3 separate regions of the Homo sapiens genome follow, and all the other regions are linked to region 3. The links are chromatin loops, found by intact Hi-C in ENCODE. Cell type or tissue: dorsolateral prefrontal cortex. All regions are shown on one strand.

Region 1 (8,000 bases), 93 kb after region 3:
ACCAGTTACGCCCTGACTTGCATGTTCATTGTTGGTCCCCCTCCACTAGACCGTGTGCTTCAGGAGCAGGGAATTTGTTTACCGCTGTATCCCCGGATCTGGAACAGGGCCTGTCACTCAGTGGCATAGGGCTTCTCAAAGAACCCTGCAAGCTTAAATGAGTGGGTGGTAGAACTTCTCCCACCTCCCTAGAATCCCATAGCCAGCCTGGAAGCAGAGTTGAGATCAAGCTCCCAGCACTGTCATGCCCCTTTCCCTGGGCTGCACGCTTCTTCCTTTCCCTGTCCCCCATGATCCCGCTGTCCCAGTCACACTGGCCCAGTAACTCTCAGTCAAAGGCAACCCATGCTTCCCCATCCCTTAGGATGACATCCTTCCTCTTGCCTCAGGACCCAAATCGTTCTAAAGCATTCAGATGCCTCCTCCTCCTTGCAGCCCTCCCTGATCTCCAATCCTGAAGCCATCTCTTTCCTATGAACACCTAGGCTACTGAGCTGGGGCAACCAGCTGTGGGTTGGTGGTCCGGTTTTGCTACTGGCAAGCTGTGACTCAGCAAGTCATTTCATCTCCCTGGCATTGTTTCTTGGCCAAAAAGGCAAAGGAGCGTGATGCTGTCACTAAGGGTTTCCTGCTTGGACAAACCCATTGGGGGAGCTCATGAGGCTTGGGCCATGCTGGCATCAAACAGTCAGCTGGCTCTGTGTCTGCGCCTGGCCAGTGGCTGTGGCGTGTGGGCCCAGAGGGTGGGCAGGATAGCATCTGCTGGGCCATGCCATGGGAGGGTGAGTAGACACATTCTGAAGAGCAAGGTCCCAGTACCAAACGGAACTTTCATCTCCAAGGAACCAGGCAGTGGGCTGAGCACTTCTTGGGAAGCGCAGAGTCTGGAGATGGGGCACTCGAGGCTGCCAGACCCATGCAGGCAGTGGGGTGGCCACATCTATTCCTGGCAGTGCCCTTGAAGGCGGTCAGAGCAGCTCACGGCAGTTCCCGCCAGCCTCCCAGATGCCAGGACGCTGTCAGGGGCCAGCACCTGCGCAAGACGGAAAGGGTGGGGATGGCTGCCACTCCCCATCCCCAGCCAGTCAGCAAATGCGTCAGAGCTGGACATGCCCTGCCGTGGCACTGAGGTCACAGCCGGGAGGGGACAGCATAGGGCCATACCGTGTGAAGGCAAGGCCTCGCCAGGGGGCTCAGCTGTCAGTGGGGCTGCAGTCAGGGAGGCTTCTGTGCAGCCGTGGGCTGGAGGCACACCTCAGAGGACTGGTGACTGGTAGGGAAGGGAAGGACTTCCTCTGTCCTCTGCCAGCACCCAGGGCCCTGGCCCCGTCCTCCTCAGAGAACTCATTCCTGGAGAACTGCCCGGGCTTCAGGCTCCAGTCATCATGCACAAGCCTCAAGGCCTCAGTGACAAGAGACCCACTCCCTCCAGTTTGAACCGGGAAGCAAATTCCTGCTGATGTCAGCACCACTGAGCATCCAAAAGTTACCTGTAATGACTATGCGATGCTCTGCACAACTGGCCATTCGACTGCCTCATGGCTCTAGATCATTTTAATTTGGGAATCACTGAATGCCACCGTGTACTCAGACCTAGGCTTATACCAATGTGGCTCTGAGGAGAGATACGTCTCATTTGTGTCAGCAGGATGGAAGCAAGGGAGCTGCAGGGAGCCCTGGATGGCCCCGGAGGAGAGGTGGAGGTGCTTGGGGGATGGTCACCCAGTGGTGCTGGCCATCTGGCTGTTAGGGTTCTCCACTGGCTCATGTGGAATGAATGAACAAAGATGGGAAGAGGCACTGAATAAGTGAATGAATCTCCCACAAAAAGACAGGCAGTCAATAAAAACTCAGGAACATTGGCCCAAACCCGAACACCAGGGCAGGTAAGAATCAGAAAATAAAGTCATGCCCCAGATGGGTAGAGGGTGCAGACACCCACCCCTCAACCCAGGGCCCATGTGGCATCACAGCTGACCTGCAAAGAGGGCTCTGAGCCCTCCAGCAGCCAAGGATGTGCTGGGTGGGCCAGGGCCCCTGGGGAGCTCCTGGAGGCTGGGGAGCGAGCCTGCACAGAGAAAGAAAAACGGGTCGCTCCCTCCAGCTGCAGGAGAGGAAGGCCCAGTTCGGGTCAATGGGGATTGGAAGGGGTGGTAAAGGAGCACGGGGTGCAAGTGAGGCCCCGACTCTGACAGTGAGCACTGGGGAACTGTGGGAAGTCACCATCCTTCCCTGTGCAGTGTCTGTAGTGACACCTGAAGCCCTTCCCAGGGCTATGGGGAGGATGCAACAAGATAATGCACTCAAGCCGCTTCACAAACCAGCATGTGAGGGTGAGTCTTGTAATCAAGAGGGAGCCTCTCTGTGACGTGCTCTGGATCACATGAATTTGGATGCCAAGTGTTTGGTGATTGGCTTCTGGGCTCCAGAGCCCTTGGCCCGTTGGCTGCACAGGCACCCACTGTGGCATTTCATTGGCCTCACAATAATGAGACCCTGCCCTTTATCGGATTATTTTTTTTTTCTTTTCTTATTCCACTTTTAGCGACTATGGCAGGATTTTATTGCATCTCCTCATTTCTGCAACTGATCACACACTGCTGGATAGTCAAGGAAGGATATTTTAATGGTGAATGAATGAGTGAGTGAATGAGTGAAATCACTCCTATACTTGCCAAGGATCTCCTATTTGGCAGAAGCTCCTTGAGGGAAAAAGAAAGGCCAGTGTGTCTTGTGCAAATTACAGGGCTTTGCACACAGAAAATGACCAGTAATGTGGTACTGACTTAATTGTGCTGCCCAGCAACACCATGGTCTTCTCGTGAGTGGCTCCTGACACCTGATAGACTCTCTGAAAACAGGCTTGACAGTGAGGGATGAGGGGAGAGGAGAGAGGGAGCTCAGGAGAAGGGAGAGGTAGAGAGAGGAGGAAGGGTGGGAACCAAAGAATAAATGATTATTTGAATGATTAAAGAAATATTAGCTAATATTTACTGCATGCTTGCTGTGTGCCAGAAACTGTGTCCAGTGCATTACATGGACTCTCATTTAACCCTACACACTGGGGGCTGGGACCATCTTCCAGGTGGTGAAGCTGTCACAAAGAGACCAGGGACTTTAATCAAGGGTATACAGCTCATGAGTGGTAGAGCCAGGACTCAAATATGAACCTGTGGAAACTACAGTCCAAGCCTTTCCTGCCCTCCCTCACACAGGGAGCCCAACAGCACCCCCAGTTGAGGACCCTGGGGGGCTGCATTGGTCACCCAGGCCTGGCTCGACCCCTCCAGGCTGGGGCTGTGTCACTGGCCTGGAGAGCCCCTGGCCTACAATACAAGGTCCTTGATCTCCAAATCCATCCGTCTCTTGCACATGGGTAATGAGGGTTCAAAAGTGTGGCATGGCTGTAGCATTTATGCAGTCTGCAGACCCTCCTCATCACATGCACAATCCACCTGGACACAGCCCCACCACCCACGTTAGTCCGCTCCTGCTAAGGCAAAGCATCCATGTCTGTGACCTTCTCTGGAGCAGCAACCGCAAGCATGAGGGGAGGATGGCGCTAACAAAGCCTGGGTCAAAGTCCGGGCTCTCGCCACTCTGAGCCTCCTTCTCATTCTCTGTAAGGTGGAGATATTAATACCTGCCTTGAAGGGTTGTGAAGAGGATAAAAGCTGGGTCCACGTGGGGCCTGGCATAGCGTAGATACTCAAAGGGTAGATGATAAGGAGGAGGAGGATGGTGGTGGTGGGAGACAGAGAAAGAGACCTGCGGGCACACAGGCGACATGAGGCTTCCAGGCCTCCCGTGGCCATTTCCCTGTCTGCCTTCTCTGCCTCTTCTCCTCTTCAGCTTCTCAGGGGAAGCTCTATGGGAGACACGGAATGCATCGGACTTATGCCTCCCTTTCTCTTTTGGAAAGAGTTGCCTTCTTTCCAACTGTCCCGTCCCTCTGCCCCTCCCTGGGCCTCTGCCTCCCTGCATCTGCCACCCCATCCTTGCGGGCATTGTCTTCATGCCTGCCTCTCTCTCCCTGCTCCCCCCTCCTCTGCTTAATCATCTTAATCATTGTGTCCTTGTAACTCAGCCCCAGGCTGTCTGGCGGCAGCACTACCCCACGAGGTGACAACTCTGAGTCACACACACATTTGGATGCCAGCACTGTGACTACCGACCCCAGACCCCAGCTGCAGGCCCCAGACACCCCTCAGGGACTCAGCAGCAGACCCCAAACCCAACTCAGGGACTCAGCCTACCGAAACACCGAGAAACCCTTCCAGGCTCCATTTCTGCTCCCCTGGGGGAGAATAGAGAAACAAGACCCTGGCCGCGCTCTCTGGGGCAGGATGTCCAGCAAAGGGCTCAGACTGGCCCCTCTGCTCCCGCTTCTGCAGCCCAGGGTCTCTGAAGTGTGGTGGGGAGGGGAGGATGTAGGATCCTAGTCTCTCGCCAGCCTTTCTCAGCCTGTCCTCAGCACCAGGCCACCTAAATCAGCCAGAACTAGAGGTGCTGGTTAAAAGGTAGGTTCCTGGGTCCTGCCCTCAGGCTATGTCTTTAAAAAGTGCACCAAAGTTACAGTTACATGCCCCCTCCTCCTTTCCGAGCAGCCCCACCCAGCCTCTGTCTGCACCTGAAGCTGGCAGGCTGTGTGTGCCCTTCTGCAGGCCGCAAGCCCAGGAGCCCGCGTCACGCACACAGGATGTTCCAACAGCACCCTCTCCTGGAAACTCCCTTTATTTTCTGAGAGTCAACTCAAGTTCTTTTGGTGACCATACCTAGTGTCTCTCAGAATCTTACTCCGGGAGGGAGGTACGGGGAGGCAGAAGGGAATGGGGAGCCTCGTCTGGAGGGCCCCTCCTGAGCCTGTCGGGGCCATGGACAGTGCAGAGAAACACCCCATACCCAGGAACTAGCCCACCCCTGCACCTCCCCACCTCCCTCCTTCCTCCTCTGAAACTGCATCGTTCGCGTGTGTGTGTGTGTGTGTGTGTGTGTGTGTGTGTGTATGCATGCTAGAGAGAGAGAGAGAGAGCATGTTTCTCTTGGAGAAGGGCAGCTTTGTTTATTACGGCTGTAACCTTGGCTTTTGGGTAGAGCAGGGCAGTGGGAATCTTTGGAGCCTGGAGCAAAGAATTTAATATTCATAAGTGACCTCACCATAAATGGAGTCCAGCACCCCCGAAGGACTCACAGATGATGCCCGCTGCCTCCTCCCACGGTTGCCTCTCTCAGGGAGTTCGTCAAAGCGTCCAGACACAGCTCCTGCCCGGCTGCCTACAGTGTCTCCAGACCTATCTCGGGCTCTGGACTCCTGAGCTGCAGTCCAGGACGGGGATGCTAGGGGGGATCCACCCCTACCCACACAGGGGGTCTATACAGGTGCCTGGATACCAAATGCAGGGTAAGCACCCTGGGGTCAAGAGAATGGGCTCAGGGTCAGGGTCTCACACATAGTAGGAACTTGGGACATCAGTATAGTAGGTTCTGATCGAGCATTTTGCATATGTTAACTCATTTAATCAGCACAGCAACCCCAATTACAGATGAGAACATTGAGGCAGGGAGAAGTTAGTAACTGGCCCCAGGTCACACAGCCAGTACGTAGCAGTGCTGAGATTCAAGGCCAAGGATTATAGAGCGTGAGGAGAATCTCACAGATACACGTCAGGCCCATATTCAGTTGCAGAAACCTCTAAATTTTTAGCATCTATTTTAGAGCTTGACACTCAGAATATGCACACTGAATATTTGTTGAATTGACATCTCGCTGGGCAGAGTGAGCAGTAAATATCTGGCGAATGGAGGGCGGATGAATTATGCGCAAAAGGGATTGAGCTTGTGAACACAGAAGGAGGCTCAGGATTCCATGTCAGTGACCACCCCCAGCCCCGACACAGAGAGGGAGAGGGAGAGGGAGCCGAGGAATCAGGGTCTGCTCCCCACCCTTTCATACCAATGAAGATGTGGGCAGGGAAGCCTGGACCCTCTTCCTGAGGCCTTCCAGGGGAGCCTTGGAGCCACTCTCCAGCCATTCAGGGATGAAAGCCTCCACCCACACTGATGATGTCATTGTCCTGCTTTGAGAAACGCTGGCTGAAGCCCCTCTGCCAAAACACTTCGGCACATGCACACACTTCGGTGGTGGGGAGCTCTCTCAAACCTTGCAGCAGGCCATGGGCCTCCTCTCCTGCCAGCCCAGGGCCTTTATGCAGAGGGAGTGTGCTAGAATCAGTATGGGGTAGCACAGGGCAGATGGTGCAGTTGGGAGACCCTCCCCCCACTCCCCTGTTTATCTAACCCAGAGCCTGCCTCTTGTGTTTATTTTTAACAAGCAGAATGATGGTCCAGGTCTTTTCTACTTTTCCACTTTTATAAGCAAAGGAAGGAGAAGAAATAAGTCTCAGGAGGCGGAGGGACAGAGACAGGCTAGGGCGTTGCCCCCTGTGAGGCTCTAGGGTTTAGCTCTAATCCACAGAAGACACGTCCCCTTCCCAATCCCATCCCCACTCCCGTCAGGTTCTCACCCTCCAGGAGCTCCCATTTGGGAAGACAAAAGCTACGCACTGGAAACAAGTTGCCCCTTGTTTGGCCACACGTGCAGAAGTCAGGGGAGGCTTAGGGATGGGTAGAATTTTGAAAGCAAAAGGTAGTGGGAAGTAAGGGTGCAGACAAGACTAGGAAGATAGGTGCAAACTAACCCAGAAGGCAGTGTGGTTGGTAGCAGGTACTGTGTAAGAAAAGGAAGGAGAGCTTAACAGGACGGAGAGGGGGAGATTATGGAGCCCTGCCCAGATGTTCCTTAGAGAATTCTACAATTGCAAGGCGCCTCCGTAAGACGTCTTGTTCATTCCCATACAGGTGGCTCAGGGTTCCACAGCCCTTCTTGCAGACTGTGCTACCAGCGGCCGAGCCTCTTCTTAGCAACTGTCCAGAGACGAGGCACAGCACAATCTGTTTCCTTGTATTGGAAATGTGCCCGGTGGACTGAAAGCAACCTTCCCGGGAGTCGCCATGTGGACTTCCCATGGGCTCGCTGTGCTGTTTGGGCCAAGCCCCCTTCAGCAGTAGCATGCACTGTGATGACCCTCACCCCAGCCACCTTCCCTTCCTCAGCTATTGACAGCCATCCCTTCTCCCTTTCTAGAGGGTATCTTGGCCCACCCAGCCATTAATTTGCAAATGGGCCATTTCTGCTTCAAAGGGAAAAAAATTTTTTTTCTGAGATCTAGTTTTTAAGTATTCTCAAATGACTAGTGAGAATCAATCTGAGATCTAAGAGTTTGGTGCGTATTGAGTGTGGATTCTCAACTTCCATCTTTATTTCTTTATGTCACGACTTGGCAAGCAGGTGGATGAATGTGGGCCTGGAGGCATGGGTCCCTACAGAAGCCATGTTCGTCATTTTTTTAATTTGTTCCTTCCATTGAGCTGCTGCTGCTGATTTTTATCCCTTTCTTCTCCTCCTCCATTCACCCTCCCAAAGCCCCTGGGTAATTCATCCTTTGTCCACAAGTCTGGCCAGGCCCAGCTTTGTGCCAGCAGGAGCCAGTGGGGCACCCAATAAAGGAAATGCCCCAGGTAAAGGGTGACACACCGTGTCATCTAGGGTCTTTGCGGTTTGGGTGACGCACTGTGTCATCTAGGTTCTTTGCGGTTTGGGTGACGCACGGTGTCATCTAGGGTCTTTGCGGTTTCGGTGACGCACCGTGTCATCTAGGGTCTTTGCAGTTCAGGTGTGGAGATTCAGGGGAGTTCTGAGGAGGGGGAATGGGTGTGAGTTGCAGTCGTCAGGAGGACTTCCTGAGGGAGGAGGACTGCACTGGGCCTTCAAGAATAGAATGCTCCCCAGGCCACAAGCCTAGTGGTGAGTGGGGAGGCAAGCTGGCTGCCACTCCTGAAACCCTGGGTGGATAGGTGTCCCCTTCTGTTTAATATGCACCTTCCCCAAAAGAGGGTGATCTTGCAAGATAGAGGGTGACCACAAAGCAGATGGTCTGACT
Region 2 (8,000 bases), 200 kb after region 3:
CTGACTTCCTCATCCCAGCGGTAGCATGAGACATGCTGCCCCCATGGCTGCCCCAGGCTTCCTCCCTCCTGCCAGGCTCTGCCAATCCCCCAGGGCTTCTGCACAAGCAGCTGCCATTGCCCAAACCCCTTCCACCTACTCCTCCCCAAACTGACTCCAATCCCGAGCCTCGCCCTCAATAACCACTCCTCTGCGATGCTTCCTCCAACTGCCCATTTAACTGGGCACCCCTTTCTTCTCTGCCCTGGTTCCAGCAGCACTTTCCTAACTGAACATGGCTCATGTACCTGCCCCCCACCTCCTGGCGTGTCTTCATCCACACAAAGAACCCGACTAGGTGGTCCATCCATATCTGGTATGTACTAGGTGCTTGCTGAACCCCAGTCGCAGAATGACTAAAACAAGTCAATTCTAGGATACCAGCTCTGCAACTGGCAAACCTGCCCTGCCTCTGTCACACTCTGCATTCATTCCCCACTTCTCCCCTGGAGCCTAGAGCTCTTTTTTCCCCCTGGGCTCCCTACAGAGGCTCCTTCCCTGTGACCTATAGCATTCTGGGTATGTCCCCTCCCAAGGGATATGCACATTGGAGGGGACCAGTGACTCATCCACTAAAGTGATGCCGGAATGCAGCTGCACTAGACATTGGGGCAGGCCAGTTGGAGGAGGTGGGGGCAGGCACTGTTCTTGACATAGGGAGCCCTCATCCTCCAGCAGACATAGAAGGAGGCTGCAGGCTGGTCCCTGCTCCACACTACAGAAATGGCCTCTGTGGCGGACCAGCAGGACAGGCACAGCACGGTTCTCCCCAGGAGGGCGCCATTTGGAGTAATCAGTTTTTTAATTACTAGTAATTAAGTATATGTAACCTGCCCAGCTGCCACTCCAGGAAATGGGACAGAACTCCTGGGGGCTCCGGGGGCCAGGCATGCACTGGGAGCCTCAGAGCCCATTCAGCCACCTCAGCACTGAAGAGGGTGGGTAGGTGGGTGGTTTTGGGAGTGCTAAGGTATGCAGGAGAGACCCAGGAGACTGGAGAGACCTCAGCCTCAGGGTAGGCTGTGCCTTTCTATATCAGGGGTCCCCAGCCTCCCTGGGGCCTGTTTCCATTCTCCCTTCAGCCTAGAGCAGCAGGACACCTGCTCAAAAGGTTCTTGAGGTGGGGTTCCCAACCAGCAGCTTCCTCCCCCAGAGCCTCCCAGGCCTTCAGCCACTCCAAAGGAGTCCTCCACTGAATTCCCCAGGCTGCCACTCCACCCATAGGAAAGTCTGCCCCACCCCACCCCAAAGCACTCAGTTCATTTTAATGTCTACTGAGCATCTACCATGTGCTGGTTGCTGCAACCGAGGTCTCTAAGGCCATGCAGCCATCCCTTAGGGGAGCCTGTGTCCCCCACCCCACCCCCGACACCCAAAGCTCACAGAGAGGCTGGCTGTGCCCAGGGCCCAGCTCTTGGCTGCTGGTCTTACCCTCTGTTCTGCCCTCTCCCTGCCCCTCTCTCCACTTCGTCTCTCTCCCACTCCTCCACCTTATGATGCTGTCTTGCATTTAGGGTCTTTTGCGGAACAATTAAAATGAGTGAAGGGAACCTTCTTGCTTTCTTGCAGTTCTTCTTTGGGGAATGGGCTGGTGTGGGTAGCCCCTGCTGAGATGACACCTGGCCTAACCTAACGATCCTTTAATTAAACCCATCCTTATAGGAGCTCTGTACACCAGTCCTGGGGACTCCAGCCCCTCCAGAGACAGAGCCTCCCGAGGCACCCAAACTTTTCTGTCCGCCTCCACAGCCATTCTCCAATTCTCCACCCCAGCACATTCTACATCCTGCAAACATGGACTTGGGTCATCTCTGGACAAACAGGAAGTGGGTTCTGGCAGGTGGAGCAGAACTGGGGGCTACAGGCATTGATGGGATCAGGGAGGGCACACTCCCCTCTTAGAGTCTGCAAAAAGGGCAAGGATTTTCATGTGCATCTCTAGGGGGATGAAATCCAGGATGCTGCAAGGCCACCAGCAAGCTGGGCTGCCAGGGCGTGTCCCCTCCCCTTGCAGCCGTTCCCGTCATCTGTCAAACAGGAATGGTGACAGCTTCTGTCTTCAGGTTCACGAGCGTCTGCATGCCTCTGAAAACCCTCTGCCAACATGTAACATGGGGTTAGTGCATGGATAGCAAGACATGATGAAAAATACAGAAAGCTGTGCACATATGCATGGTGACTCTGGCTCCTTTTAACTCCAAGGGAACAAGCTTTCATGGCTCACACCAGAGCCTTTCCTCACCTCGGCAAAGACCAGTTCTTCCAGAGTCTACCTGTAGTTTCTCTTGCTATAGCCAAGGTATAATGCTACCTTTCAATACTTCCTAGAAAGCAAATGGCTTAACTTTGGATTTTAAAACCCAGGGAGCCACTGTACTCACTGTTACTTCTTTCTCCCCTGACCCCCTGTCTCTGCCCCGTGGCACCCCAGTGCTGTGGCAATGCCTGCCAAATTTCCAGGGAGTCACTTGTTCTCTGTTTCACGGGTTGTTCTGTGTTTCACGGGTTGCTTGCCATGTGTAAGCCACGTCTGTCCTCAGCACTTGCTCTCTGGACCCCATGGGGCAGGTCAGTGGGGAAATGTGCTCCTCAATGATCTGGTTTTTACCTGGTGTTACTGTGGATGCCCAGCCCCATCCTACCCTGCAGAACTCAACCTCTCGAGGAAGGCTCCTGAATGAGCCACATCAAGCCAGCAGTGGATGAACAGTGTGGAGCTGACAGTCCTAGGCAATGGGTGATCAGAAAAGGAGCAAAATGGGGGTAAAAGGTTGATGCTAAGAGATCTAATGGGCTTCCTGGAGAAGGGGCTTCTTAGACAGAAGTCTCTGAAAAATGGGGAGGAGTTTGGTTGCAGAGAGACCATTCCTGGCAAAGGGAACAGCCAGGGTGAAGGAGGGAGGGAAGAACCAGCCGTGGTGAGGGGTACCAGAGAGTTGGAAGTGGACAGCCTGATAGGAGTGAAAGGTGAGGGTTTGGGAGTGGGGAGTCTGGATGGGGTCTGCTGCAGCACATGTGCACACTTGTCTGCACACGTATTCTTAGAGAGCCAAGGTTCGCAGGGCACGGAACACGAGCAGCATCCAGCTGTCATGGCAAGGAGGAGGATGCAGCATGCCCAGACTGGCCACTCTGAATACACGCACAGGTGCCCAGCTTGCAGTCAGGCAGTCCCTTCCTGCACTCCTACATATACACACGCACCCCCACATATACACACGCAACCCCACATATACACACATATGCACCACATATACCAGGGGTGGGATGGGAGGTGGGGAGGCTGAACACAAAGCCGAGCCTGGCCGGCAACCCTTAGACTGCACCCGGCTGCCATCTGGTGGCTGTATGCAGCTCTGCGCCCTCTAAGATTTCAGGATTTTGGAGCCTTTGGGATGTCACACCCAGAAGTGGCATCCCCCTCCCCACCCCGTGTCTACACACACACACACACACACACACACACACACACACACACACACACAGAATCAACACCCATTCTCAACACAATGGCCCACACCCAAATGCACACAGGGCCTCACAACAAAACTGCTGCAAACACAGGGACACAGACGCAGTCATTCCCATGCACACTTCTTTTCTACCTCTTCTCACCAACTAAAATTCAGAAAGTAAGGGTAGAAGACACTGCTGCTAGCCCAGCACAGGCATAAGCACAGCAAGCTTCCCTGTGTTTCCAGAGGCCTTGGTCTGTTCTTAGCACACCAGCGATTCTCACCTGTGGTCACACGGTGCACACCCTTCCAGCTCCCACATCTACCTGCCGCCCACACGTTTCATTTCCAGGATCTCCTCCTTCAGTGTAAGGACGGGAATGGCTCAGTGGGCAACTCCCAGTGGGGGTCATGTTCCCACAGACACCCACATGCCATGGGGACCGCCAGGGACATGACATAGGGGTTGGGGGGGACACCACCCACAGAATCCTTCACGCTGCAACCCAGGGGGCTTCCTTGCACTAATGGGAGTGGTGAGATTCAACTTTTTTTGCATTAGTTTTTGTCCCATGTAGCTCACAACACATCTTTATCTACATTAGCTCAATATGGATTATTATTTCCCCCATTCTTTCCCACATGGAGGCATGGAGGTTCAGGGAGGTTAACTGGCCTAGGGTCACACAGCTAAGAGATGCCTGCAGGAACCCAGGCTCCCCCACTCTGCTTGGACCCTGGCCTGCACTCCCTGGGGAGACCTGAGGCCCAGTGGAGCTGTTTCCAGTCTGGGATGAGGAAGGGGCACAGCTGCAGAGCACAGGGGAGGGTGGTGCCCACTCCTCACTCCTGCCCTCCACTGCCTCTCAGAGGCCTCTCACCCTCCGAGGCAGGCCCCCTTCCCCACCAGGCTGCAGCATCAGGAAACAGAACATGGGGTCACTTTTTCTGAGCCCGGCTCTCAGACTGTTCCACCCTTGCACTCTCCAGGCCTAACCTGCTCAGAGAAGGTTGCTATCTTTATGGGGCCCTAGGGACTGCTGGCAGGAACAGAAAACTGGGGAGGAGGTGGAGAGGCTGCCATGTGCCCAGCGTGTGTGTGTGTGTGTGTGTGTGTGTGTGTGTGCATGTGCTGTTATCTTTCCCCAATCTGAATTCCTATGTGGATACAAAATGGCCACAGCCCTACCAGGACACAATTGCCAGGGATGGCTCTAAGAGACCAAGTTAAGGGGCTGGTGGAGAAGAAAAGGTTGTGTGTGGCACCAAGGATGAGCTCCACTGTTCTCCTGTCCTCCACCTGAGAGGAGATTGGGACACACACACACGCACACACACAACACCAAGCACCACAGACATGCAACCTGCAGACATCCATTTACAGATAGATCACAAACAAGGAGAGTAAGCGAGTCTTAGCAAGGAGACCCAGATGAGTCAGAGAGTTGTGGGATTAATCAGGAGAGACTTCCTGGAGGAGGAAGATCTTCAGCCTAATGGCATCAGGGATCCATTAGAACGATAAGTGCCTGCTGTGAGGCAAGCATTGTTGGATTGAAACCTTCACCATCCTAGCTCCTAGGAGCACTTCCTTTTGTCATCATACACTCCTAGAGTCAAAAGGAACCTAAGTGGTCACTGGCCCAACTCCACCCCAGGCAGGGTCCCCTCTGGAGCATGCTGGACAGCAGCCCATAGGTTCTGCTGGATAGAGCACAGTCATGGGGCAGAGGACACTCTGAGCTTCCAGGCAGCCTGTGCCCATGTTGGACCAGGAGTTCCTGCGTGAACTGTCTGCAACGTCCTGACCCCAGAGCCAGGTGGAAAGCCCTTATGCCCTCCACTCACTGCCTTCCAGTGGGATGCCCCTGCACCTGCTCAGGCTGAGTGGCCCCAGTCTCCTTTAACCCTCCTCATGTAAGGTGAACATACTTCTCCTGTGTCTGAACACGCTGCATATTTTGACCTAAATGCCACATCCCCATGTGGGCTGTGGCCCAGACCACTCCCACTGTCAGCAGCACATCGCATGCTGAGCTAGCTGCCCAGTGTGGGCACTTTCCTCCCAGTCTGCCCCTCTGGGATCCCAGGGCTGCTGATTACACAGACCAGAGCCCAACCTGCTGTCCCCTCCAAGGCCCCCTGGGAGGACACACAGCCACACCCATGGAGCCTGGTTATTCAAACCATGATGAATCCATTTCCTGCACATGGTAGCCAAATCCTGCCCTGAAACCTCACTTCCTATCTAAGTGCCCTACTGAATCCTCACTGGGGAGTCTGAGTGGTTGGTGCCCTTCCCTGCTCACCAAGGTGGTTCTTTTCACCATCCCTACTTTAAGCAATTATTCTAAAGAAGAGAAGTTAGGCATTTCCTGTATGAATGGCTGGGGACTGAACAGTGGAAGCTACAAGTGGCTCAGACGTTAGCTTGATATCACTGAAACAATGTCGAATAGATGAAAACAGCTGACTCATGCGTGGAGTGAGCCTCCAGTCAGCAGAGGCATTCAAACCAGGGTTGCCTGTGAGATGCTGCCAGTAGCTTGTGCCTGGTAGGATTAGAGCCCTTGCATCTTCTCTGTGTCTGTGATTCACTGTCATTGTCAACTACATCAGCATGGACACGTTCTTCAAAAATAAGACTTCTTTAGTTGTGACTATCTGAGAAAACCCAACACACCTCTGCTCAGGGATCTCAGGCTGGCCGCCCCTGGTGTAGAAGACAGAAAGCCCACTGACCACTGGGGTCCACCCTCAGGCCTGTGGGACTGGGAGACGAGAGGGAACTCAGCCCAGGAATGGTTGTTGAGTGAATGAATGAACAAGAGAATTAATGAATGATCAGCCACAAGACCATGTCCCCACTGAAGCTTCTTCCTGTCCCAGGCTCATCCCCAATTCAGAGAACCTACAGGCTCCCCTTGGACTCCCCCACTGTATTAAGACCCAGCCCAGGACCTTGTGAGGAGCACTGTCATGTTGGTCTGGGTACCCCAGTGACATTATCACCTGCTGGAGGAGCCCCAACTCAGTCAGGGCTGAGCCCAGCCCAGCTGGCAAAGGCACAAGGCTGAGAGCTCGGAGAGCCACTAACCAGCTTCTCACTCTCACTTAACGTGGCATTTCTGAGGTCAGGATGGGTGCCCCAGCCTGGTTGTTGGCTGCACTTCGGCAAGATTTCCTGAGGCTGGGGTTGGTAGGAAAATGTGTGCGGACATTTTCCTATCAGTGCCCCCCAGGCTGGGCATTGTGGTGGGAGTCAGGAAAGGGGGAGACCCCATTTCAATCACATGACAATGGAAGCTGCTGAGGCTGTTAAGGAGGAAAGGGCTTAACGCAGCCGTGCTAATAAGGATTAATGCGCTGATGGCAGGTGGGGTGCACTCTATGGGGGAAACAGCCGGACACACAGAACCCCAAGTCACTGGCAATCCCAAGGCTGGGAGTGGCTGCACCTTGGGAAGTTCAGCGCCTACCCTCTCCCCTTGCCTTTGCCCCCTGCCCCCCTCTGCTATGTGTTCATTCATTGGCAGGGGCATGACCATGCGTCTACACACGAGAAACCCAGCAAGATGCCTCCCAGGCCTTTTTTTTTTTTTTTTTGAGACAGAGTCTCAGTCTGTCACCCAGGCTGGAGTACAGTAGTGCGATCTCGGCTCACTGCAAACTCCACCTCCCAGGTTCAAGCGATTCACTTGCCTCAGCCTCCCATGTACCTGGGATTACAGATGTGTGCTATCACACCTGGTTATGTTTTGTATTTTTAGTAGAGATGGGGTTTCACTATGTTGGCTAGGCTGGTCTCAAACTACTGACCACAAATCATCCACCTGCCTCAGCCTCCCAAAGTGCTGGGATTGCAGACATGAGCCACTGTGCCTGGCCACCTTTCAGGCTTTGCACACACATGACTACATGTATGAGCACACTCATGCTCACACAAATGCATCCACCTATCCATCTGCATGGACCCACATAGCCGAGCTCTGGTGAGCATCCTCCTTCCTCCAGGCGCAAGCCAAGCCCCCACTTTCTGGTCAAGGGATCCATTTGGGGGACAAACACTCTCCCTCCCCCATACAGAAGCAGTGGCTTGCCAGCAGGGTAAAATTTATCATCATTATCCTAATATCATCTCCAGGCTTGGCAGTGGCAGCAGCTAAAGAAAATACCAAGGCTTAACTTGGGGTGTGCAGGAGAGAGAGGCAGGAGATAGGAAATATGATTTATGATGGAAATCAATGCAATCATAATACTTTGTGCTTATAAAATTGGGCTGCGCCTCCTGTGCCCACACAGCCCGCATCAGCTCTGCCTGTCAAAGGAGGCTAGGAACCCTGGGCTCTGGGACCAGGATGGATGCAGAGACCCAAACGATGGCCATTGCCCATCCTCTTGCCTGGTCTTCCTTGGGGCAGTGGGGGTTCAGGGCATTGTCCAGAGAGAAAGGTGGAGGGAAGAAAAAGGACGTCAAGCTGGCCCTGGGGCACAGCGCTGGGCATG
Region 3 (8,000 bases):
ATGGGGAGTCCTCATCAGTATTGGGCTCTAACCAAGTTCAAGGGAGGCAGGAGTGATGTCGTAGAAAGAGCACTGGATCTAGAGCCCAGAGACTTGGGTTTTCATGTCTGAGAGCCAGGCAATGGTCAGGGGCAAGGCATTTCATTCCTGGAGCTTGGAGCGTCTCCTAACCTGTAAGTCAAGAATAACAACACTGGCTTCATGAGTTATTATGGCAATTAAGTGAGAAAATGTAGAAACATCTAGAATAGTCTCATATAATGATAATAATCATAATCATAATAATAAGAGAGGAATTGTTAACATGTATTTATCATTTACCGTATCCCCAGCATGATGCCAAGTGCTCTAATGTGCTATCTCATTTAATGTTCCCAGTTTTCCTAGGAGAACATTTCAATTTCTGTTTTACAGACAAAGAAACAGAGGCACAGAGTTTAACTGCCCTAACTTCCCAGGGCACGGAGCAAGTAAGTGGCACAGCCAAGATGCCCAGCCATGCTCCCATGAGTCGTACGCTTGGGGAAGAGCGCCTGTGCCTATTGTGGTTAAGTACCCACATCCAGGGAGTAGAGGTCTTCATGACTGGGCTTCAGCCTTCCTAAGTGTAGATGCCACCATGGAAGATCAGAGCAGCCAGCTCGTGAAGTTCAGTGGGTGCACAGCGAGCACTCAATAACGAGTGTTTATTTATTGCTTCTGTTTACAGCTCTATTCCCAAAGTGAATTGTTTGTTTAAGTAAGGAGCATTTACCTTTATTACAGTCATTGGTAAATAAAATTATATTTGCATTTCCACAAATATGTATGAGTTTAATTAGTCTTGCAATTCGTACACAAGAGCCAGTCCAGGAAACACATTTATGAGCTCCCACTTCTACCCTAGGCAGAAGGCCTTCTCCCACAAACACCATCAGGATTGAATAATTCACTCATTCACAAACAGTTACTGATCACCCACTCTGTGCCACTGCTGGAGTCACAACGATGACCATGGCACAGAAACCTCTGGATCTCCTGGAGCTCACATTTTCATGAGGAAGTCAGATGATACATTAAAAATTAAAATTAAAAACCTGATCATAAGTGTTGTGCTGAGAATTAAAACATATGGATGAGGCATGACTGGGGCCGCTGTATACGTGTCAGTGGGGAGGGCTCCTCTGAGGAACTGACAGTGAAGCCAAGATCCAAACAACAAGCAGACATGGCGGGAGAAAGCACTTCCAGCAGAGAGAACAGCAGGTGCAAAGGCCCGGAGGCAGGAATGGGCTTTGTGTGTTCAAGAGACAGGAGGAAGAGCAGTGTGACAGGCGTGTCCTGGGGTAATGGGGAGAATTAGGTGGGAGGGGCTGGTGGGGGCAGGTTGTATCAGGCCTGGCAGGGGTGTCTGAATTGTTTTCTAAGGTTAGCAAGAAGTGTTGGAAGAGCCATGTTCCGATGTATGTTTCACAGAGATCTTTCGGCTGCTGTGTGGAGCCAGCTGCTATAGGAGAGCAGACACGGAGGGGGGCAGCCAGAGGAGCAATGGTGGGGCATGGATTAAGAAGGGCAGTGAAGGTGCGAGAAACAGACGGGGTCAGGATGTGTTTGGGAGATAGGGGTCCCAGGACTTGTTGGTGGATTGGGTGTGATGTGGGGAGAAAGAGAGGCGCCCAGGACGAATAGAGGCACTCAGTGCTGAGTGGGGCCGTTTACTGGGAAGGAACATGTTTTAGGGATGGATGATCAAAATTCTGATTTGGCCTTGCTGAGAGCGGGAGGCCTGTTAGATGTCCAAGGAGAGGCATTAGGAAGGCAGGTGGAATATGATCCTGGAGCTCAGAGTGGTGATCTGGGCTGGAGGTATAAATTTGAGAGGCATCAATATGTCATGGTATTTAAAGTCATTTATAATAGAACAAATTAAACAAGACTTCCTAGATGTGATTATTGTTCCTCCTCAGTGTGGACTGAGCATCAATTAGGTCACAGACTGTGTGATGCACACTATGAGGTCATGCATGCGTGAAGCCTAGAACAGAGGATGCTGGGAGTCCTCCTTCCCCATGCCCCCACTCCACCTCCAGGCAGGTGCTCACCCACACTGACACTGCCAGCCCTCACTTTGTCATTAATGAATGAGATAAAGGAAACTGTTCCTCCTGCCTCAAATTGTCCTGCACCATCTCACAGAACTTAGCCCAGCTCTGTCCCTCCCATGCTCCCACCTAAATCCCTCATGCTGTAGCTTCATTCCCTCCAGCCCTTGCCAGGGCCACTGCTGCTGCCCTTTCTTGGAGCATCTTTCCCAGGATGCCAAGGTTGCATTCCACGCAGCAGGGAGAGCGGGAACTGCTGTCCAGGGGTGAGTCAGCCAGATTCACAGTGGTGATGTAGGTCGCAGAGCTCCCTCCTCCCTGCCCCACTGCTGCGTCTGGAGCCTTCCCACCCAGCTTGCCCCACGATCTGTGTCCTTGTGGCCCACATATCCCGACCCAGCCACCCCCACCAGCCTGACCGTGCTGGCTCGTTTCTCTGAACCCCTAGAAGGGAAGAGCTCCTTGGGAACTTCTCTTTGGCCCCCAGAGCCATGACCAAATGCCTGAGGCAGACCGCTGGCCCGTTTTCCCTGTTTTAAAGTAAAAAAACAATAAAAGCAACACACAAAGAGAGACGCTGCTGTTTTACTTACAAATGAGAGATGTAATCATTCACCCAGGTACCTGGGAGGCTCTGGGCTGGGGCCAGGGAGCCAGTGGACGGGAGGACCCTAGGGCCACAGGCAACCTCTCCACATCCTCCTGGGTACCAGCAAGTGAGACAGGCACTTGGGTCCCCACCCCAAACTTCTCTCACAGGCACTCCAGAGCCAAGCCCTCCTTCCTTGTCACCTTGAGAGATACTCTGGGGTCTGAGCCCACAGTCAGGAGGGTGGTATTCAACTGCCCTGGTAAAGAATAATGGGGTGTCTGGCTGCAAGGCTAGGTGGAGACAGGGAGAGCTACGCACACATCAATGCATATGCACTGTTATAATTGGGTAGTTATTAATAAAGCTATGTCTATTGTCCAGCTCTCTAATGTGCCAGGCCTGCGCTGCACATGAGACCTGATCATCACCTCTCTCCATCCTCACAGCAAGCCCATGACAGCATGACCAATTTGGTAGCTAACAGCGGTGTGTGGCTATTTACATTTACATTTAAATTAACTTTATTCCAATGTAATTTAAAAATCCGTTTTTCAGTTTTACTAGCCACATGCCCAGGGTTCAACAGCCACAAGTAAAGAGGGGCTACAGTGGTAGGCAGTCTGTGCTGTCTACATAGCACATTTTCTGCATGCCAGAAAGTTCTATCAAACAGTGCGGAGAGCATTGCGTGTGCACTGACTAACAAGAGTGCATGAGTGAAGACACACACATGGGCATGTGTGACTGTCACTGGAATGTTCACACACGCACAGCACAAGGGACACAGCTGTGCATGTGTTTAGGCTGTGTGTCTGTGTGTGCACGTGCACGCGTGTGTGTGTGTGTGTGTGTTTGTGTGTGTGTGTGTGTGTGTGTCTTAGAGGTGCCCAGCCCTTGTCCACCACCCCAGGCATCCTGTTGCCTGAAGGAATGTCAGGAACAAGAGCTCTGGAATCAAACTGTCTGGCTTGGAATGTGGGCTCTCCCACTCTCTAACTGGGTGACCTTAGGCAAGTGGCTTAACTTCTCTGTGCTTCAGCTTTCTCTTTATAAAATAAAGATAATAACAGAGCCATTGTTGAGGGTTATTAGAAGCATTACATGAGATAATATGTGCAAAGCTCTCGGAGAGGCTCCCAGCACACTGTGAGCTATTAATAAACATTAGCTGTTACTGTCGTTTCCAAGAGGCAGTGTGTTTGCTGCGCAGGAGCAGCCTTGGAGAAGAGTCTGTCATGTCGGGGAGGGCGTTGAGAACCCTGATGAGACCGAGGATTGCTTCATTCTCAAGCCTGCCACTGCTTCCTGAGAGCAGCAGGGTGGGGCAGGGAGGGAGCTGCTGGGAGCAGCAGGGGTCCCCACCGGCCAGGGAAGGAGACTCCGCAGAGAGGGGTGCTGGGGTGAGGAGGTGCCAGGAGGGGAGGCACACGGGAGGTGACGGGAGGAACGGAGCAGGAGTCCCGCCTTAGCATGTTGTTTACAGCCTGGATCTTCCAGTCGGGCTCTGGGAAATGTGCTGCTGAGTGAGGGAGAGAGAACCCCGTAAGTAACTGCTCCACAATGTCAGAATTGCTTTCTATATTCGCTAAAGCACCAGGCCAGCTATTCCCTCACACTGCCCTCTAGGATCTAAAGTCTCACCTGGGAATGAGACCAACCCACAAGCGACAATTGGAATGAAAAAGAATCAGAGCAGAGGAGGCACCTGAGGGAATCACTAGTCCCAGGCAGCCATTTTAACACAAATCAATTCAACAGGTATTTGCTGAGTGAGTGCCTGCTCTGGGTAAAGACAGCGTTGTGGGTGCTTGGGGGATTCAGAAAAGCAAAAAGGGAGGAAGGAGCCTCTGCCCTGAAGGAGTCGAGAGCCAGAGAGAGAGGCTCCAGGCCTCAGCAGCCAAAGGTAAGACGGCTCGGGAGAGGATTACACACAGGAACTGGCATTTGTAATGGACTTTGAAGATGGGTGATACCTTTCAGAGAGCAAAACAAGGTCCAGAGAGGTTGGACAGCTTGCCCAGGGCTACACAGCCAGTGAAGAATCGAGCCAGGTGTGAGGTCTTTCTTCCATGGAGAGACAAGGAAAAAGGAATGCATCCCTAGGCACACAGTACAGAGAGCAGGGCCTCAGAGGTGCACACAGGAGAGACCAGGGCCATCCCCTGGGATGAGGAGGCCGCCCTCCCACCCCGCCATCCCTCTGGCCTCCCGGAAGGTCCGCCCGATGCGGCGAGAGGCCGCCTGTGTTTTCAGACGTGGCCAGCAGAGGGCACCAGGACTACTGCACAACCCGGACCAAGGAGCCGGCCGCCTCCAGAGCTGGATTCAGCGCCTGGGACTCTCCGGGGCACAGGGCACAAATGTCTGTGCCCCAATCACACAGCCCCGTGGGGTGAGCCCATGATGGGACACCAGGTCGGGGAGTCACGTCCGCGGCTTCCATGTGGAGGGTAGGGCTCCAAGGAGGCAGGCCTGGTTGGACGAGAGAAATCCCAAGACCCTCCCAGATCAGGTGGGCACCTCAGGTTGAATAAAAAAGTTTTCTCCCAGGAGGAGCTTGTGTCTGGCGGACATAAAATGAGTGTATTTTCTTTAGTTTACTTTCAGAGAAAGCAAAGGGAGGGGTGTCTCCATCTGTCACCACCTCCGGGGCTCATCCCTGAACCCCTACAGCGAAGCAAGGAAATAAAATAAACAGCCCCTGTCAGGCTCACATGTGGAGTTGGGGTGGAGACAGCAGCCTGAAATGGTCCCCGAAGACCTGTAATTTTCATGTCCTTTTGCAGAGGCATGACAGAGGAACCATGTCCTTTTACAGAGACCCGACCGGGAACTGGCCTCCCTGCCTTAATCATAAAGGCCATTTGAAGTTAGCACTCAGGTTGCCCTTTTGCAGAAAGACACCCCCAAGGACTTGCTGGGAACTCTTTCTCTTGGATAGAGAGCACCATTCTCCTCCGAGAATGCCAGGCTCTCAGCGTGTACACAGGGCCCCTTCAGTCCAGCCTGGGTGCGATTTCCCAAACTCCAAAGGAATTGGGTCCAAATTCGATTTTTCTTCTTCCTGCTCTGAGAACCAGCCTATGTTTGGTTTGGGCAGTGACAGTTTGGAGATTCAAATGAAAGTCATGATCAAGGTGGTGATAACTGAGTGCACAGCAGAAAATGTAAGGGGAGAAGACAAATACAAGAGGAGGAGGCAAATGCCAGGGACAAAGAGGCGAGGGCACAGAAGAAAGCCCAGGTAAGGGCTGAGTGGCCAGAAGGGTCGGGAAAGCCAGGCTGAGGATGGGTGACCTATGACACCCGCCAGTCGTGCTGTGGGACAGTCCCAGGGAATGTGCTACATCAGATCACATCTGTCCTTGGCTTTATGTGTAGGAATCTTGTGAAGTGAGTCAGCCAGCACCCCCTGGCAAGGTGGGGCATCTCCTCTCTCCCTTCGCAGAGCACAGCTCACATCACTGGGAGGTGTCCTCCAAGCCTCCCTCCAGGCCTGGGAGCTTTATGTGAGCGTGTGAAAGCCTGGGCCGCCTGCACACGAGCCTGTGGCTTTGGGAGATGGGGGTGATGGTGATGGCGGAGTGTGGGAGGGAGCAAGTGCAAGATGTGCGGGGACTTGCTGCCTGGGGACTGGGGCCAGGGCTCCTCCTGTCTCACAGTGCCATCTCAGGTGGGCCACCACCTCCCCCACTCCCTATCTGCATCTGTAAAATGCAAATAGCAATCTCTGCCTCACCCATCCCACACAGATGTTGTGATGCTCAGATTAGGCAAAAACGTGGAGAAAAGGCGCTAGCGAGCAGCACACAGGTGCCCTGCATAGACCTGTAGCTGGGGACCCCTTGCCGAGGGCTGAGAAGATGGCTGTTGCTCAGGAAGTTCCCTTTTAGGAGGGAGTGGGGGAGACAGGAAAGTACAAAGAAGAGAGTCAGACTCTAGAGAAGAAAGAGTTTCCAGTCCTTCAGGTTCCAATGCACCATTCGCCCTAACACCTGTCCCTTGGGACTCTGAAGACCACAAGCCTTACCCCACAACCATTCTGGCCTGTGCAGTTCTCAGCTTTCCCTGGAAAAGCCTGTTTGCCACCCCACCCCTCCCATCACCCCTCCAGGGAGTATCCTCCCACCTCCCCTCATTGCTCCAAACAGCTGTGATTCAGAGAGCGTCATTTCCAGGGAAACCAACAACAACAAAAAAATGTCCAGGCGTCAGGGGAAATTTCAACCACAATGCAAGTGGTTCCAGAGGAGCATTGATGACACCCAGGATGCAACTTGGGCTCCCAGCACTGTCAGCACCATCCTCAGAGGAAGAGACATAAACAGGACATATGTGCAGGGGCGTGGGGAGGGAGATGGATGTTCCCCAAAAACAGGAATTAAAGTTTTCAATAACATTTGTTGTTCAGCCACAAGGCCCTCGAGACTAGAGGAACCCAAAAAGAGACCAGGAAAGGTTAGCAAGGTCCTTTTTACCAGGAAGTGAATCGTGTTCTCTCTCGCTGCGTGGCCAGTGTGGATCCAAGTAGGGATCTCCACACTGTGATGGCAGGGCTCACCTGAGCATGCTCCTCTGTGGCCTGGCCTCCTGGTGGCCGCCCCTTTCCCCAGGGGTGCTCAGGGCTGGCTTGAATCCCGTGTTCAGAACGTGGCTGCTTACTATCCCTTCGGAGCTCACAGTACATATAAACGCTCTTAAGTAATACACGTGTATTACCTAACGGCCCACATGTGCACACAGGGGAGCGTGTACCATGTCAAGTGATGGGTTACGTGAACTCTTCCTGCTACTCTCATGATCACTGTAGACTAATATGATAAAGGTGGCTCCTGAATTTTGCCATATAGATCTCAGAGTTGTGTGGGGACTGGGAGCTGCTCGGAAAGTCTGCAACTTCGGATCCCTGGGCCACTGCTCTTTGAAACAGGAGCAATTGTCTTCAGAATTTGTTCCGTACAATGAATTCAGTCTTATTTTAACATTTTGAAAAGACTGACTAGGAAAAACAACAAAAAGACAATAAATAACGCCAATAAGGTATGTACTGTCATGTAGATTTTAATCTAAAGAGTCAGATTCCACCTGGTCCAAATCATACAGAGGCATTATTTTTAATTCCAGAATCACCAATTAGCTAATCCTCCATAGTCAGGGAGGATTTCCAGCATGGTGTTCTATTGTTGGAGAAGACCTGGGTGCAGGGAGGCCCACCTCCCATCCGAGGCCACACGGCAGCCAGGTGCCTAGGACTAGCCATGCCTTCAGACAGCTTCAAGGGTGAGGAAATGAGTACAGAGGACAGCTTTCCGTCAGCCTGCCATGTA

The links. Hi-C counts contacts between places; a loop is a spot of excess contacts. Peaks named below come from ENCODE experiments on the same cell type or tissue, not always from the same donor. Only the 100,000 strongest peaks of a DNase experiment are listed, where the experiment ranks them.
Region 1: it touches region 3 in a loop (3-fold over the local background); 63 of 110 quality-filtered maps call a loop at or near these places.
Region 2: it touches region 3 in a loop (9-fold over the local background); 58 of 110 quality-filtered maps call a loop at or near these places.

The regions. Positions count from the first base shown.
Region 1 is chr18:37,441,623-37,449,622 of GRCh38, reverse strand. All of the region lies in intron 2 of CELF4 (CUGBP Elav-like family member 4), which reads left to right. Among named protein-coding and RNA genes, the nearest start is that of SNORA111, 21 kb to the left of the region's middle. In dorsolateral prefrontal cortex, a CTCF peak has its summit at 4,696 (motif pointing left); DNase peaks (open chromatin) are centred at 4,672 and 6,938; H3K27ac peaks cover 2,414 bases.
Region 2 is chr18:37,338,854-37,346,853 of GRCh38, reverse strand. The region is part of intron 2 of CELF4 (CUGBP Elav-like family member 4); the gene reads left to right. Among named protein-coding and RNA genes, the nearest start is that of SNORA111, 120 kb to the left of the region's middle. RefSeq lists an enhancer at 4,791-5,351. In dorsolateral prefrontal cortex, a CTCF peak has its summit at 3,358 (motif pointing left); a DNase peak (open chromatin) is centred at 3,363; H3K27ac peaks cover 241 bases.
Region 3 is chr18:37,534,998-37,542,997 of GRCh38, reverse strand. The region is part of intron 1 of CELF4 (CUGBP Elav-like family member 4); the gene reads left to right. Among named protein-coding and RNA genes, the nearest start is that of CELF4, 27 kb to the left of the region's middle. RefSeq lists an enhancer at 2,198-2,492. In dorsolateral prefrontal cortex, CTCF peaks have their summits at 4,738 and 4,938 (motif pointing right); DNase peaks (open chromatin) are centred at 3,906 and 4,957; H3K4me3 peaks cover 989 bases; H3K27ac peaks cover 3,682 bases; H3K27me3 peaks cover 926 bases.